2 separate regions of the Homo sapiens genome follow, and region 1 is linked to region 2. A link is an interaction called in ENCODE POLR2A ChIA-PET data of the cell type or tissue named here. Cell type or tissue: IMR-90. All regions are shown on one strand.

The links. ChIA-PET counts read pairs that join two places held together with the same protein. Peaks named below come from ENCODE experiments on the same cell type or tissue, not always from the same donor. Only the 100,000 strongest peaks of a DNase experiment are listed, where the experiment ranks them.
Region 1: POLR2A ChIA-PET joins it to region 2 with 17 read pairs; 2 of 35 experiments call an interaction of 5 or more read pairs at or near these places.

Annotation. Positions count from the first base shown.
Region 1 is chr21:39,268,136-39,276,135 of GRCh38, forward strand. It overlaps BRWD1 (bromodomain and WD repeat domain containing 1), which reads right to left. Exons shown (of 41, transcript NM_033656.4): 13 at 6,239-6,337; 14 at 2,148-2,298; 15 at 1,764-1,898. Among named protein-coding and RNA genes, the nearest start is that of BRWD1, 41 kb to the right of the region's middle. In IMR-90, no CTCF peak of the experiment used is centred here; no DNase peak of the experiment used is centred here.
Region 2 is chr21:38,963,013-38,971,012 of GRCh38, forward strand. No RefSeq gene overlaps it. Among named protein-coding and RNA genes, the nearest start is that of LINC01700, 11 kb to the right of the region's middle. In IMR-90, no CTCF peak of the experiment used is centred here; a DNase peak (open chromatin) is centred at 3,099; H3K27ac peaks cover 354 bases.

The DNA of each region.
Region 1 (8,000 bases), 310 kb after region 2:
AAACAGGATATTCAGATTAGTCTCAAAAGCGCTACTAAAAAAATTAGTTTAATAATTATATTGGGAGGCCGAGGCGGGTGATCACTTGAAGTCAGGAGTTCAAGACCAGCCTGGCCAAGATGGTGAAACCCCATCTCTACTAAAAATACAAAAAATTAGCTGGATGTGATGGCAGGTGCCTGTAAATCCCAGCTATTCGGGAGGCTGAGGCAGCAGAATCACTTGAACCCAGGAGGCGGAGGTCGCAGCGACCCCAGATTGTGCCATTGAACTCCAGCCTGGGCAACAAGAGAGAAACTCCATCTCCAAAAAAAAAAAAAAAAAATTATCACCATAGTAAGGGGACAAATAAATATCATGTGCCTCCTAATATGATTCATGAAGGACACAATATCACTTATGTTTTATTTCATTTAAAAAACTATAACAATCTAATCATGAAAAAATATCAGACAAAACTGAGGACACTCTGTAACAATACTTGCTAATATTCAACAAAAGTTAAAGGCCAAGAAAGAGGAAAAAGAAAAAAGGCTGAGAGGGGCTGGTGACAATTAAAGAAAAATAGAGGCCAGGCACAGTGGCTCACGCCTGTAATCCCAACACTTTGGGAGGCCAAGGCAGATGGATCATGAGGTCAAGAGATGGAGACCATCCTGGCTAACACGGTGAAACCCCGTCTCTACTAAAAAATACAAAAAAATTAGCCAGGTTTGGTGGCGGGTGCCTGTAGTTCCAATTACTTGGGAGGCTGAGGCAGGAGAATAGCGTGAACCCGGGAGGCGGAGCTTGCAGTGAGTTGAGATTGCGCCACTGCACTCCAGCCTGGGCGACAGAGCGAGACTCTGTCTCAAAAAGAAAAGAAAAAGAAAAGAAAAAAAAGAAACCTAGAAAGATACAACCACTTAAACACAACGCATGAGCCTGAACTGGATTCTGGTCTACGGAGCAAAATATATCTAAAAAGATGTTACTATAGACCTGACTAGACAATGCTATCTTATAAATGTTAAATTTGCTGATTAGTAACTATAATTATGATTATGTGGAGAAATTCTAAAAAGATACAGTAGGATCCTCATTTGGTTCTAGAATATACATATGCAAAAAAAAAAATTTTTTTTTTTTAAGAATACACCTGTACATAAAGAAAAAAGGCCGGGAAAACCTAATGATGTTTGATCTCTATTTCAACCATCTTGGGATTTTTTTTTTTAAGAGAGTGTCTCACTACATTGCCCAGGCTGGACTTGAATTCCTGGGCTCAAGCAATCCTCCTGTCTCAGCCTCCCAAAGTGTTAGGAGTTCAGAGCCACCACACCCAGCCCAAGGTTACTGAAATTGGAGTAATCAAATATTGTAATATTTGGTTAATATTGAATATTAATAATGTCATTTTATTTTATTACTATTTTTATATTTCTATTTATCAAATATTTCAATTTGTTATAGAATATTTCAATAAATTCAAGTAGTGAAAAAGTTTTTACAATTGCCATACTTTTACCAGTTTAAACACACAGGCACATAAAATGCTCAACAGGTAACTTAAAAATGTCTCCCTCATATAAATCAGTCATACAGAGAATTTCATGTATGTACGTATATACATGTAGCTGTCTAATATTTAGCAGGCTTTGAATATGCTGATTTGTAAAAACAAACTGCCAAAACAAGCAGATCAATTTCTGGCTAAGCCGCATAACCCAAATACTCTAAACAAATTATCAAGCATGTATCAAGGTACATCTCACTTCACTTACCATATTAAAATAATGTTTCATCTTGGTACCTTTTGTAATATCCCATATAAATATGCTGCCATCATGTCCTGCAGATAACATAATTCTGGAATCAAAGGGATGTGTCTCCAGAACAAATACTTCATCAGCATGTCCCTTTATTTAACAAAGTCATAACATTAAGGAGGGTTTACAAGTTACAAATTGAAAATTTAAAAATACATACTGTTACAGCATATACTTTTAGAAATGTATTCGACAATAATTTATAATTATAAAAATTTCTAATCATTTCATAGTTTACATGAGAGAAACAACTTGTTCAATATATTATTTTTATAGCTTCAAAATTACAATCATATTTCAAAAAATCTCATTTGTTACACTGTACCAGAAATTACCTACCATTAAGTTATGAAGCAGTTGTCCAGTGTAAGAATTCCACACTTTGAGGACATGATCATTCACAGCTGTGACAACAATGCTATCATTTTGATTCCAAGCTATCATTGTTACTTTAGGTTTCATAAACCTTTCCTCTTCGGAAGATAAGTCCCTAACAAAAAAATACACAACATGTAAACTTATTTAGATGGCTGGCTATACAATGTATACAATCTCTCATCAATACAAAAATAAAGAAATCCAACCCATGTGCCTATCTTATCAACCCTACAGTGAGTTCATCACAGCTGACCCAGAACAGACTGTCTAGAAACAGGTGAGGGCAAAACCTGAAGAAGGGAGGGATAATTTAGAAACAGTACAGAGACTGAATAAGGGCAGATTTTAGGACACCATTACTGCTTATGAAAGCAATGCTTTTTCTCCCTACTTCTTTCCTATTATTTCCTTCTTCTGAATACAAACCTATTGCTAACACTTACTTTCAACTGTTTCTCTCCATAGAAGACAAAAAAATTTTAGGAACACAAAAATAAGGTAATTCATATTCATATCCCCAATGTTTAGAAAAATAACTGACACACAGATGTTCAATCTGAACTGTAAATGGGACTATTCTCATCTCTTCATACAACTTTCCTACAGTCTACTCCTACAGGCCCCTTGGCAAGAACGGTCTTGGATACACATGCCTAGAATGTTTTTCATCCTTTATAAAAGTGTTATGGAGGGCCAGACACGGTGGCTCACGCCTGTAATCCCAGCATCTTGGGAGACCGAGGCAGGCAGATCACGAGGTCAGCGGTTTGAGACTAGCCTGGCCAACATGGTGAAACCCCGTCTCTACTAAAAATACAACATTAGCCAGGTGTGGTGGCACACACCTGTATTCCCAGCTACTCAGAAGGCTGAGGCAGGAGAATCATTGGAACCTGGGAGACAGAGTCTGCAGTGAACCAAGACCGCACCATTGCACTCCAGCCTGGGTGACAGAGCAAGACTACGTTCTCAAAAAATAAAAAAGTGATATGCAAAGGGTCTCTGCATTACAGTAGTCAACAGTGGGGTAGGGAAGGCCTAATGGTTCTGAAATAATAGAATACGTTTTAAGAAATTACAAGCATCGGCCGGGCACGGTGGCTCATGCCTGTAATCCCAGCATTTTGAGAGGCCGAGGCAGGCGGATAACGAGGTCAGGAGATTGAGACCATCCTGGCTAACACGGTGAAACCTCGTCTCTACTAAAAATACAAAAAAAAGCAAAATTAGCCAGGCGTGGTGGTGGGCACCTGTAGTCCCTACTACTCGGGAGGCTGAGGTGGGAGGATAGCATGAACCCAGGAGGCGGAACTTACAGTGAGCCAAGATCGCACCACTGCACTCCAGCCTGGGCAACAGAGCAAGACTCCGTCTCAAAAAAAAAAAAAAAAAAAAAAAGATATTACAAGCATCTAACATGTTTTAATTAACAAAGGCTGGGCATGGTAGCTCACACCTATAATCCCAGCACTTTTGAGAGGCCAAGGTGGGCGGATCACTTGAGGTCAGGAGTTCCAGACCAACCTGGCCAACAGGATGAAATCATGCCTCTATAAAAAATACAAAAATTAGCTGGGCGTAGTGACAGGCTCCTGTAATCCCAGCTACTTGGGAGGCTGAGGAAGGAGAATCACTTGAACCCAGGAGGCGAAGGTTGCAATGAGCTGAGACCGTGCCACTCCATTTCAAAAAAAAAAAAAAAAAGAATATAGAATGAGTGTTATAAAACAGCTATCTATGTAATTACAAAAAAAAAACACACAGAAGAGAGAATAATTCTAACTAGATTGATTGGTGTTGAGGGTAGAATAATATTAAGAAGTAAAATGGAGGCCGGGCGCGGTGGCTCACGCCTGTAATCCCAGATCTTTGGGAGGGCGACGCGGGTGGATCACGAGGTCAGGAGATCAAGACCATCCTGGTTGCACATGTATACATATGTAACTAACCTGCACATTGTGCACATGTACCCTAAAACTTAAATAAATAAAAAAAAAAAAAAAGACCATCCTGGCTAACATGGTGAAACCCCGTCTCTACTAAAAATACAAAAAAAATTAGCCGGGCATGTGGCGGGCGCCTGTAGTCTCAGCTACTCGTGAGGCTGAGGCAGGAGAACGGCATGAACCCAGGAGGCAGGGCTTGCAGTGAGCAGAGATCGCACCACTGCACTCCAGCCTGGGCGACAGAGCAAGACTCTGTCTCCAAAAAAAAAAGTAAAATGGAATAAAGGCAAAGACTCCATTCTTCACTTTAAACTAAAAGGCTTTTGAAGTAATAACATTGCTTTTTTTTTTTTTTTTTGAGGTGGAGTCTAGCTCTGTCGCCCAGGCTGGGGTGTAGTGGCTCCATCTAGGCTCACTGAAACCTCTATCTCCTGGGTTCAACTGATTCTCCTGCTTTAGCCTCCCGAGTAGCTGGGATTACAGGCGCATGCCACCATATCCGGCTAATTTTTCTATTTTTTTTTAGTAGAGGCAGGGTTTCACCATGTTGGCCAGGCTAGTCTCGATATCCTGACCTCAGGTGATCCACCTGCCTTGGCCTCCCAAAGTGCTGGGAATACAGGCATGAGCCACTATGCCCAGCCACAAATTAATAACTTTGAATTTACTAACAGATATGTTCCATTTCATCAAGTTGATTCGCCAATATTAGAACACTAAAATAAACAGATCAATCAATTCTTACATACAGAAGACTCTGTTTTTCAAGATTTGAAAGCAAGAAAACTTAAAATGAGAAGATATTTTCTCATGAAGAAAATTATAGGAAAAGTCCCCTTCATGGATCGAGTGCGTCAGCAAGAAAACTAAACAGTTTTCAGTCTCATTTAAAAATTTTCATTCAAGTTTTGACAGTTTCTATTTTCCTTAATAAAACAATAATAGGTGAAACTGACTTTAAATTATCTTCACCCCCATTCCCTTTATTTCAACTAATCAAGGATTGACAGTATTCACTTTCATACTGAGATGTAACATTTTTATATATAATAAAGATTTTTTAATTTGTTTATGAGCAAGGGTTATCAAATTTCCAGTATATATACTTTTCATTCTCTATCACAGATAATTCCACAAAAAAACAAGATCAAATTTATTTTGAAAATGCAATACAATTCTTTGAGCTACAGCAGAGAATATAAGTCAATTTCTGTTGTTAAAAACAAAGCATTTGGGAGGCAGAGGCAAGAGGATCACTTGAGCCCAAGAGTTCAAGATGAGCCTGAACAAAAGTCTTTACAAAAAATAAACATAAAAATTAGCCAGGCATGGTGGCTCATGCTCATAGTCCCAGCTACTTGGAAGGCTGAGATGGGGGGACAGGCTGAGATGGGGGGACTGCCTGAGGCCGGAATGTCAAGGCTGAAGTGAGTCACGATCATACCACTGGCGCTCCAGCCTGGGCGATGGAGTGAGACCCTAAACCATTTTTTTTAAATAAAAATAAAGCAGACATGATTTCCAGAAGACAAAATGTGGAAACGTTTCTCAGAAAAACTGATATGAAAAAGTGCAAAGTTAAAATCAGGAAACAAACTCTAAAGTAAAATCTATGACTTTTATTTTTAGAGAGTCTCGCTCTGTCACCCAGGCTGGAGCTCAATTTTCTTTTTTAACCTTAATAATAAAGTATGTTTGCTTACCCTATTTCCCAGCCTTGGCTCTAAGCTACTTTTAAATTTTTTCAAAAATCCTATCCACAGAAAAGTATAATTTCCACTCTTAACGTACTTGAGTTAATTTTATCTTTTTTACTTGTAGAAGCTTTTAAATGCAACATCTAAGAAGGAGGTCAATGCTTTGAACCATAGAAAAAGTACATGTTATTCTTTGCTATACAACGTAAGGATAAATTTACCTGGATGTCTCTGTTCACCTGATATGCAGTACGCAGCTATTCACTTATACCACAGCTCTTCGTAATAGAAGGTAGCTATAATCCCCTCAACAAAATAACCACTGAGAGACACAGAGAGCGAGAGAGAGAGAGAGAGAGAGACAGATCGAACACCTATGATGCACCTACTTCTAACAATCTCAACTTACCCTGAGATTCTGGTAGCCATATCCAATAAAATGCTCCTCCATTCTAACTGCTCAAATCTCCAAATCCGTGCTGTTCCATCTCTGCTACCACTTAGGAACCTTAAAACATTCAGAACAGGATCTTACTATATTCACACACTTTCCAACAAGGGCTACAATTAAAATCACATGCAAAAAAAGAATGTAATGAAGCTGTCCTAACAACAGGACAATCCACAGGTGTTAATTCAAAAGACAAGGTATTTAGAGCGTATCTGGATGGGAAAAAAAATTTGGTTTGCTATGATTTGCCCGGCCCTATGAAATAAAACACACCTCAAACTCAATCAATAGCTTTTCAAACAGATTAAGTTTTGAAAATACAATGTATAAGAATGCTGAGAAGAGGCAACCTGCAGTGGCTCATGTCTGTAATCCCAGCACTTTGGGAGGCCAAGGTGGGTGGATCACAAGGTCAGGAGTTCGAGATCAGTCTGACCAACATGGTGAAACCCCGTCTCTACTAAAAATACAAAAATTAGCCAGGCGTGGTGGCACATGCCTGTAATCGCAGCTACTCAGGAGGCTAAGACAGGAGAATCGCTTGAACCCAGGAGGGGGAGGTTGCAGTGCAGTGAGCCGAGGCTGCACCACTGCACTCCAGCCTAGGCAACAGAGCTAGACTCCGTCTCAAAAAAAAATAATTAAATAAGAATGCCAAGAAGAAAAAAAAAACAGAAAAAAGTTTTGAAGTATAGGAAAATAAGAGCAATAGCTCCATTTTAAACATCTTACTTGTTAATTCAAATTAATTCATGTTGGACACTGTGTAAAAATAAATCAATCTATTAACAAATTAAGTTCTCAACAATTAGTTTAGCAAAGGGACCTGACACACAATGGAGGCAAAGAAGGAGTATATGATTTAAGTAATAATTTCTTTGCAGGATATATCACGGTGGTTTCTTAGAAAAGTTTTTTTTAACTACCCAAACAAGAAATTTAATGATCCTTACACATAATTTTTTCAGTAAATCAGACATCTAGCCAAAGAAAAACTACTTTTGGTCGCTAGAAGCTGGCAGAAACTACAATTCTAAAAACTTACATTTCATGTGTTCTTCCCCCAACCCCTGCCCTAGACACTTTTCATTCAATTAATACATTTACTAATAAATACCTGCAATATACAAAGTGACAGTTAATTATATATTATTTCAAAATTTCTGAGTAGATTTCAGATGTTCTGACTACAGAAAAATGCTCAGTATGTGAAGTGGCAGAGATGTTTATTGGCTTGATTTAATCATCCCACAATGTAAATATATATTAAAACACCACAGTGTACTTACTCCATAAACATAGACAATTATTAGTCAACTAAAAATAAAAAATAATGGCTGAGCAAGGTGGCTCACGCCTGTAATCCCAGCACTTTAGGAGGGCGAGGCAGGCAGATCACCTGAAGTCGGGAGTTCGAGACCAGACTGACCAACATGGAGGAACCCCGTCTCTACTAAAAATACAAAGTTAGCCGGGCACAGTGGCAGGCGCCTGTAATCCCAGCTACTCAGGAGGCTGAGGTAGAAGATTAACTTGAACCCAAGAGGTGGAGGTTGCAGTGAGCCGAGATTGTGCCACTGCACTCCAGCCTGGGCAACGAGAGCGAAACTCCATCTCAAAAAATAAATAAATAAATAAATAATCATAATAATATAAAGGGAAAAAATACATACAAAATGACAGGTTAGCTATACTAACATGTAGCACATTATATTTGCCT
Region 2 (8,000 bases):
GGGAGAACACCCTGTGAAGACAAAGGCAGGAATCGGAGCAATGTGTCTACAAGCCAAGAAGCACCAAAGATGGCCAGCAACCCAGCAGAAGCTGGGAAAAGGCCTGGAAGAGATTCTCCTTCACAGCCTCAGGAAAACCAACCCAGCTGACACTTTGGTCTTGTACTTCCAGCCTCCAGAACGATGAGACAAAAAATGTCTGTTTTGTTGTTGTTGTTGTTGTTGTTGTTGATGATGATGATGGAGTCTCACTCTGTCACCAGGCTGAAGTGTAGTGGCACGATCTCGACTCACTGCAACCTCTTGCCTCCCAGGTTCAAGTGATTCTCCTGCCTTAGCCTCCGAGTAGCTGGGACTACAGGCATATGCTACCACACGCAACTAATTTTTTTGTATTTTTAGTAGAGTGGGGGTTTCACCATATTGGCCAGGATGGTCTCAATCTCTTGACCTCGTGATCCACCCGCCTCGGCCTCCCAAAGTGCTGGGATTACAGGTGTGAGCCACTGCGCCAGGACAAATGTCTGTTGTTTAAGCCGCCCAGTCTGTTATGGCAGCTCTAGGGAGCTGATATGCTGGGAAAGCTACCATCATATTTTCTGATCCCTTGCAAGGACTCTAGAAGAGTAGGCCCCCCAACTCAACTCAATGCCCTTGCGTAGGGTTTGGACGGTGGAGGTGAGTGGAAGCAGGCGGCTGTGTTGCTGCTTCTTGGCTGGTGCTCTTGGGTGGCCCAGCTGTGGCAGCACTGGGGGTTCCTACAACAGTGTCAAGAGGCTTTGTTTTGTGAGTGTCATGAGGCAGTTCCCATGGCTACAGGCAGGCTGCTCCCAGACCCCTGGATCCAGCCTGTAACACATTCGTGTGTGTGTGTGTGTGTGTGTGTGTGTGTGTAAAGATGGGGTCTCACTATGTTGACCAGGCTGGTCTCAAACTCCTGGGCTCAAGTGATCCTCATATCCTCCCATCTCGGCCTCCCAAAGTGCTGGGATTACAGACATGAGACACTGTGCTGGCCTGTCACACTTTTTTTTTGAGACAGAGTCTCGCTCTGTCGCCAGGTTGGAGTGCAGCGGCATGATCTCGGCTCACTGCAACCTCTGCCTCCCGGGTTCAAGCGATTCTCCTACCTCAGCCTCCCGAGTAGCAGGGACTACAGGTGTGCACCACCACGCCCAGCTAATTTTTGTATTTTTAGTAGAGACAGGGTTTCACCATGTTGGCCAGGATGATCTCAATCTCTTGACCTCGTGATTTGCCCGCCTCAGCCTCCCAAAGTGCTGGGATTACAGGTGTGAGCCACTGCGCCCAGCCCTGTCACACATTCTTGAGCCAGTGGCTACTACCCCAGCTACTGGTTCCTGATTTTCCTGACAGCAGCAGTGAGCGCAGCTCCGGGCAGCCCACGGGGTGTGATTTGGGGAGCTGCTGTGGAGGCCCAGCCTTCTGAGGGATTCTGAAAGTACCTAATACCCTGCATTAAATCCTGTTCTGCTCAACTTAACCAGAAGGACAGCCTTTCCTGCAGGTGGACACTGGCAGCCTCACGTTTAGAAACAGATGCTGCTTTCCTCACGGACACCATCCACTCTTACACCACCCTCACTCTCACTGAGCTGTTTTCTATTGCACTCACAGGTATTTAAATGTGCTGCGTTTACTCGTTTGTTTGTGTACTTATTGCCTGAATTGTGACCTCCATGGAAACATCGACCTTGTCACTGGGCCTCTCTTCCGACATCCTCATGCCTAGAACAGCGCTTGGTGCAGTGGCCGCTTTGGGGTATTTATGGAAGAAGAGAGAGAGAAAAGGAATTTCTAAGTTTGGCTTCTCCTTGAAGAAGCTTCCAAAGGCGTTTCTAGAACACTTAAAATATGTGAAAATAAGGGCTACCTAGGTTATATGTTAAATGAATTATGCTAAAGAAGACTCAGCAGTTGCTAACTTTTCTCATCTGCTCTTAAATATCCCATTCTGCTGTTTCAAATTAGAAACTCAGAGTTCCAAAACAGTGAGATCGTTTACTTCTTTTTCTAAAAAAAAAAAAAAAAAAAAAAAAGGCATTGGAATAACGGAAGTACTTTAAGAATCTATGGGGCAAGAATAGAAGCTAGTCATCGTTGTCTGTATAAACCAAAAATAAAATTCTAATGCCCCTCAGCTATCTGAACGGATCCCCCCTCTCGGCCAAGGGCCTTCCAGAGTTAACCTGAAAATCTAGTTCAGGCCAGGACGGGAAGTGGGGGTCAGACATGCCTCATCACCCCAACATCAACACAGACCTTCAGTCTGACAAGAAACATGTACAATATCTTGTTTCTGAAGCCTGCTACCTCGAGGCTTCCTCTGCATGATGAAACCTTGGTCTCCACAACCTTTCATCGTAACTCAGACATTCCTTTCTATTGATAGTAACTCTTTCAACCAATTGCCAATTGGAAAATGTTTACACGTGCTTATGACCTGGAAGTCACCCTGCCCCCGCCACCAACTTCGAGTTGTCCCACCCTTTCAGACAGGACCAACGTACATCTCGCAAATATTGATTGATGTCTCATGTCTCCCTGCAATGTATGGAAGCAAGCTGTGCCCCACCATCTTGGGCACATGTCCTCAGGACCTCCTGAGGCTGTGTCACGGGCGCATTCTTAACCTTGGCAAAATAAAACTTTCTAAATAGATTGAGACATGTCCCCGATACTTTTGGGTTCACGTCTGTCACTGAGATGGTAACTGTGGTCATTTGAATACCCCCTCACATTATCCTCATCTCGTCACAGCAGCCCTATTCATCTGGCAAATTGAGGGGGATCACTTGGAATATTATGTTTTTATTAAAAATACGATTTTGGTTTTCTAAGAGATGCTCTGGGCTGCTCTAAACCAGGGACTGCAGGGCCCACCTGTTTCTGCAAATGAGGTTTCATTGGCACTCAGCCAGGTCCATTTATTTACACATTGCCTAGGCTCCTTTCTAGAGCTGAGTTGTTGCGTCAGGGACCACATGGCCTTCAGAGCCTAAAATATTTACTCTCTGGCCCCTTAAGAAAATGTTTGTCAGCTCCTACTCTAAACAAAACCCCTGGCCACATGGCCTCTGGCGCTGCGTTAAGGTCTTTGCTGTGCCCTTTGCGGACACGGACACGCTAGGGATGAACTGACTCAGAGCCGGCCAGTTTCAGGCTCCTTCCTGGAGCGATAGGAACCTGTAATTCTCAGCCCATGTGACCAGTACTGGCCAATGAAATGCAAGCGGAACTGACCTGCGCCTCCAGGCTGAGGCAGTGAAACGCTCCTGAGCCTTTCCCCAGTCTCACTCTTCTCCCCTATGGCAACCAGCAAACTTCCAGAGAGCGGAGGCAGGGGCCCTGCACGGGGTAGAGCGCAGACTCCGCCACTGCCTACCTATGATGGGCTTGCAGTGAGCAAGAAATCAGCTGTTGCATATTATGGCACTGAGATTTTTAGGGTTGTTTGTTACAGCACGATAAGCCTAGCTCATTCTGACTAGGATGGTGGTCTTTTTGCTGTCATAATTAATTTCCATTTCTCAGGGTTTAAAAGGGTGCACTGCCCCCCCCCCCCCCCCCCGCAGATCTCAGGTGGGCATTTTTGAACTTAACTAGATAACAAAACACAGCTAAGACAAGTCCTTTTCTCCAGCAAAGATGGCAATGCTCTAATAACTCTGAGCATATTAAAGATTCTCCAAGACTCTAGCCTCTGCTGCAAAAACACATACAAATACCTACTACTACTGCTGCTGTGATGATGATGATGACAGCAATAGTGAGAATATTTTAAATATGCCAGGCACGGTGGCAACTGCTTTCCAAATATTATCATATTTAATCTGATCATTGCCCTATGAGGTAGGAAGTATTCTGATTCCCATTTTATAAATAAGGAACCCGAGGCTTAGAGAGCATCAGTGACTTGTTCAAGGTCACCCACAGCTGTCAAGTGACAGAACTTCGATAAAAATCCAGACTCCTTTAATGGAGTATGGAGGGAGGTCAGAAAACATAGGAAGTAAGGGATTGTGATTGACAATGCGTCCTTGCAAAGGGACAGGTTAAGAGACACAAGGGCAGCTGTCTGAGGTGTGCCATTCACCAGCTTCAGGAGAGAAGTGGCAGGCTACCTCCAGCTATCCAGCCCTATCCAGCCAAGGAAGCTTGGGAGACATGTTAGTTCCCGCCTTCATTTCCATCAGCAACCTCAAAGCCACCCCTTGATATGATGAAAATAACATTGTTTGATAAAGAGTTGATATTCTCAATCTTATGAAAATGTGGATTAAAGCATCTTACTGATTTATTTAATCTGAAACAAAACAGCTGTTAAAGTGAACTAAATATGGTCTGAGAAGGACTCCGTACTTCTTTTTTTTTTTTTTTTTTTTTTTTTTTTTTGTAGATGGAGACTTGCCCTGTTGCCCAGACTGGAATCCAGTGGCACAATCTCGGCTCACTGCAGCCTCCACCTCCCAGGTTCCAGTGATTCCACTGCCTCAGCCTCCCGGGTAGCTGGGATTACAGGCACACACCACCACGCCCAGCTAATTTTTGTATTTGTAGTAGAGATAGGGTTTCACAAGTTGGCCAAGCTGGTCTCGAACTCCTGACCTCAGGTGATCCAGCCACCTTGGCCTCCCAAAGTGCTAGGATTACAGGCGTGAGCCACTGCGCCCAGCCAGGGCTCCATACTTCTATATTTGAGTCCTTGTGGATGAACTGCAACCTAGCTTAATAGGTAGACAAGATTGAAAACCTAACTTAGGAGTATGCGCCCGGAACAATAGCTGAGTCTTGGCCAAGCCCAGCGGCCGTACTTCAACCACTCATATGCTGCTGAGTCTTTAAGCTGTGTTCAAATAAGGCAAACACCATACTGCAACCAATCCAGCCATCCTGTACCTCACTTCCAATTTCTGTACATCATTTCCCTTTCTTTGTCTATAAATCTTCTTCCACCACGTGGCTGCATGGTAGTCTCTGCTGTGACTCTGGGGGCTGCCCGATTTGCGAATCGTTCATTGCTCAATTAAACTCCTTTAAATTTAATTCAGCTGAAAATTTTCTTTTATCAAAGCTAAGTAAGAATTTGCCAACACGTTGAGTAAACTTAATCATTTCTTCCAACCAGATTGCATCCCCGAGTCTCTCCTTTTGGGAAATTTCAGAACCTACACTGCCGCCCAGCTCTCTGCCTTCCTACAACTCAGCCCACCCATGACCGCACCTCATTCACGGCCCAGGTGTCAGGGACAGGGCAAGGGTAAGGGGGGTTCATCCCCCTGATAATAAGAAACCCAATGCTCTTCCTACCTTCTTGGTAGAAATCGCCTCTCTGGGACTTCATGACAGCCGCCTTTCCTATGGCATACATCATTTCTCGTGTTTTAGTGGCTTTGGTTTGCTTTTGAATGTGTGGTGGGAAGTTCCATGAAATTTATTAAATAACCAGGATATCCTGTTACCTTATCAAGGCCTCTATAGAAAACCATTGCCCTGGGAGAAGGGATGAAGGCACCTGAGACATCTCATATGAATCGTGATGGCAATGTCTCCCCTGCCCTGAGACAGCAAGACTGAGAATCAGGAGAGGTGGTTCTCATTATCCCTGAAAGCATTTTAGCTTGGATGTGGCCACTTTGAGGACTATAGCTGTAGGCACCCTAATTCGTGTTTTGTGATTATCAAAATATCTTCCGAATCCTGGACAGATCATGACATCCTTAAGCCCACTATCGTGAAGCCACATGGAGGTGGTGTCAGGTACAGAGCAGAGAACATTCGAGAGGCACTGGGTTGTCTGGGGGACCTCTGGGCTCCAGGAAGGTCCACATCTGCAGGGAGACAGTCCCACGGTTGATTCTGGAAATCCAAACTCTTACGAGAGTCAACCGCCAGCTTCACTTCGCTGTAATTACCCAGGCGAAGTGAGTGAACAATCTGAGCCTCCCCATAAAGCTAGCCCTCTAATTGTTGTGGTTTAACAGCCTCAGACCTCAGGCTGGGTGGAGAGGAGGGCAGGCCTCGCAGAAGCCAGACACCCGCAGGCAGCCAGGAGCGAACACAGTGCAAATACAACTGGCTCAGTCCTACAGCTCCTGTTTGGTTTACAGAGAATACCACCTCCAAGGCCATTCGCAAGCGCGACGTCACTCTAGTGAGAAAACAAGTAAAGCTGAGCTATTGACAAAAATATCCCCAACCATCTAACAAAATAGTAAGCCCAGCATTATTTTATTCCAGTAAAAACCCAATGACATAGGCCAGGGCCACAGTTACTATACCTTTGGTTGATGATTGTACTGAGGTTTAGGAAAGTCCCACGGCCTATAGGAGGTCAGACAGCCACAGTGGCAACCCTGGGCAGCCCTGGGCCAGGCTCTGGACCAATACACAGGCCACACACCTTTTTCAAAACCAAAAAGGAAGCACACTAGCAACTTATCCTCCATTCTAAACTCCTGTCACTTCCTGGGAGACCAGGTAAGGCTCTCCTGGATGTCTTCACAGAGCGGGCTTCATACGGGATCAGCCTTGACCTCCATTCATGCAGACAGGGATGGCAAGACAAAGCCTGAACACAGCATTCAACAAACAGACCCTGTGTCCAGGCTTGGAATTTCCCACTTAGGGCTGGTGATGGACGAGGACTCTGAGAAGTTCGTTCTGTTTGAACAAAAGAGGCCATGTCAATTTCAGAACCATGTATCTCTTAAATAATGCATAGTAATGTCCTCCATGCCTCTCTCTTGGAGGATCATCCAGAGGGTGATAGCATCGGAGCTTTGATCTTGGATTTTTGTGTCATCTATTCTGCCAATTTCTGATTCATTTGTCTCAACAATTTTGCCACCGTCTTTTCCCGGATCAGGTAAAGCAAAATCCAGATCAGCCCAGGCCTGTCTGCAAACAGAAATGAAGAAACTGTGCTAAATCTCAAAGATTCTGTCCTGCCCAAGGAGTGTCCTTACTTATAAATGGAGCGAAGCCTCCTGCACCTGCTACATGGGCTCGTGTGCGCACCGAACCCAAAGCTGCTTTCTGGGCTCACCATGCAGTCTCTCCACCTGAGGCCCCCACCCAGCCCCACCCTGTGATGCCCACACTGTGGGTCCACCTCGAAGTGCTGACATTCATCACCCTTTGAGGACATTCTGTGTGTCAGGGTCTGGGCTTACACCTTTGCAAGGGCATGTTTGTTTTGACTCTAACTTTCTTCTAATAGAAACTGAACTCTTATGTCTAATGGAAGTGATAGCGGTGTCAAGCACCCCCTTCACTTTTTTGTGGATGACCAAAACCTCATGCATAGGGACCCAGCCCACTGCCTTATGCAGGGTGGTGGGCATGCAGAAGTGTTTGTGGGCTGGATTTGAAAAGCTCCCACTTCAAAGATGAGGGGTCTATTTAATCCTGTGTTGTAATGTCAGTGCAGAAGGTTGAATCAGAGAGAATCTGAGAGGAGAAATCGCAAGCATCATGGCTGATTGCTTTCCTTTGTGTCTGGTGATGTCGCTGTGCCTGAATCCACGTCACTAACAATGGCCAACTGGCTTATGCCACCTACCCCCGTGGTCAGGGGTGGCAAGGTCTGACATCAGAAAGGAGGGCAAGAGGTTTGGGAAGGCAAAACCAACATCCCCTCCAAGAAGAGAGAACCGGCCTTCCTGCAAGGCCTACCCTTGATGGCCCTACCCAAGGCCCACCTGCCCTCTCTTCCCACGGAGCCCTCTAATCTCCCCACAGCACCCATCTATACCCCCTTATGGGCCCAGCCACCATCTTCCTAATATTGCCTTTATTGATGGGCAGTTCTCATCACGGCTGCTAAGAGAGTGAGCAGCTTACATCAGCATAGCCTGTCGGTAAGCGCTAAGTGATTGAAGGAAGGAAGGAAGGAAGAAGGAAGGATGATGTGTTCTCACATCTGTCTGCTAAAACAATAAGAAGTCATTGCTTTTGTCATGCTGTGACCTTGGTCA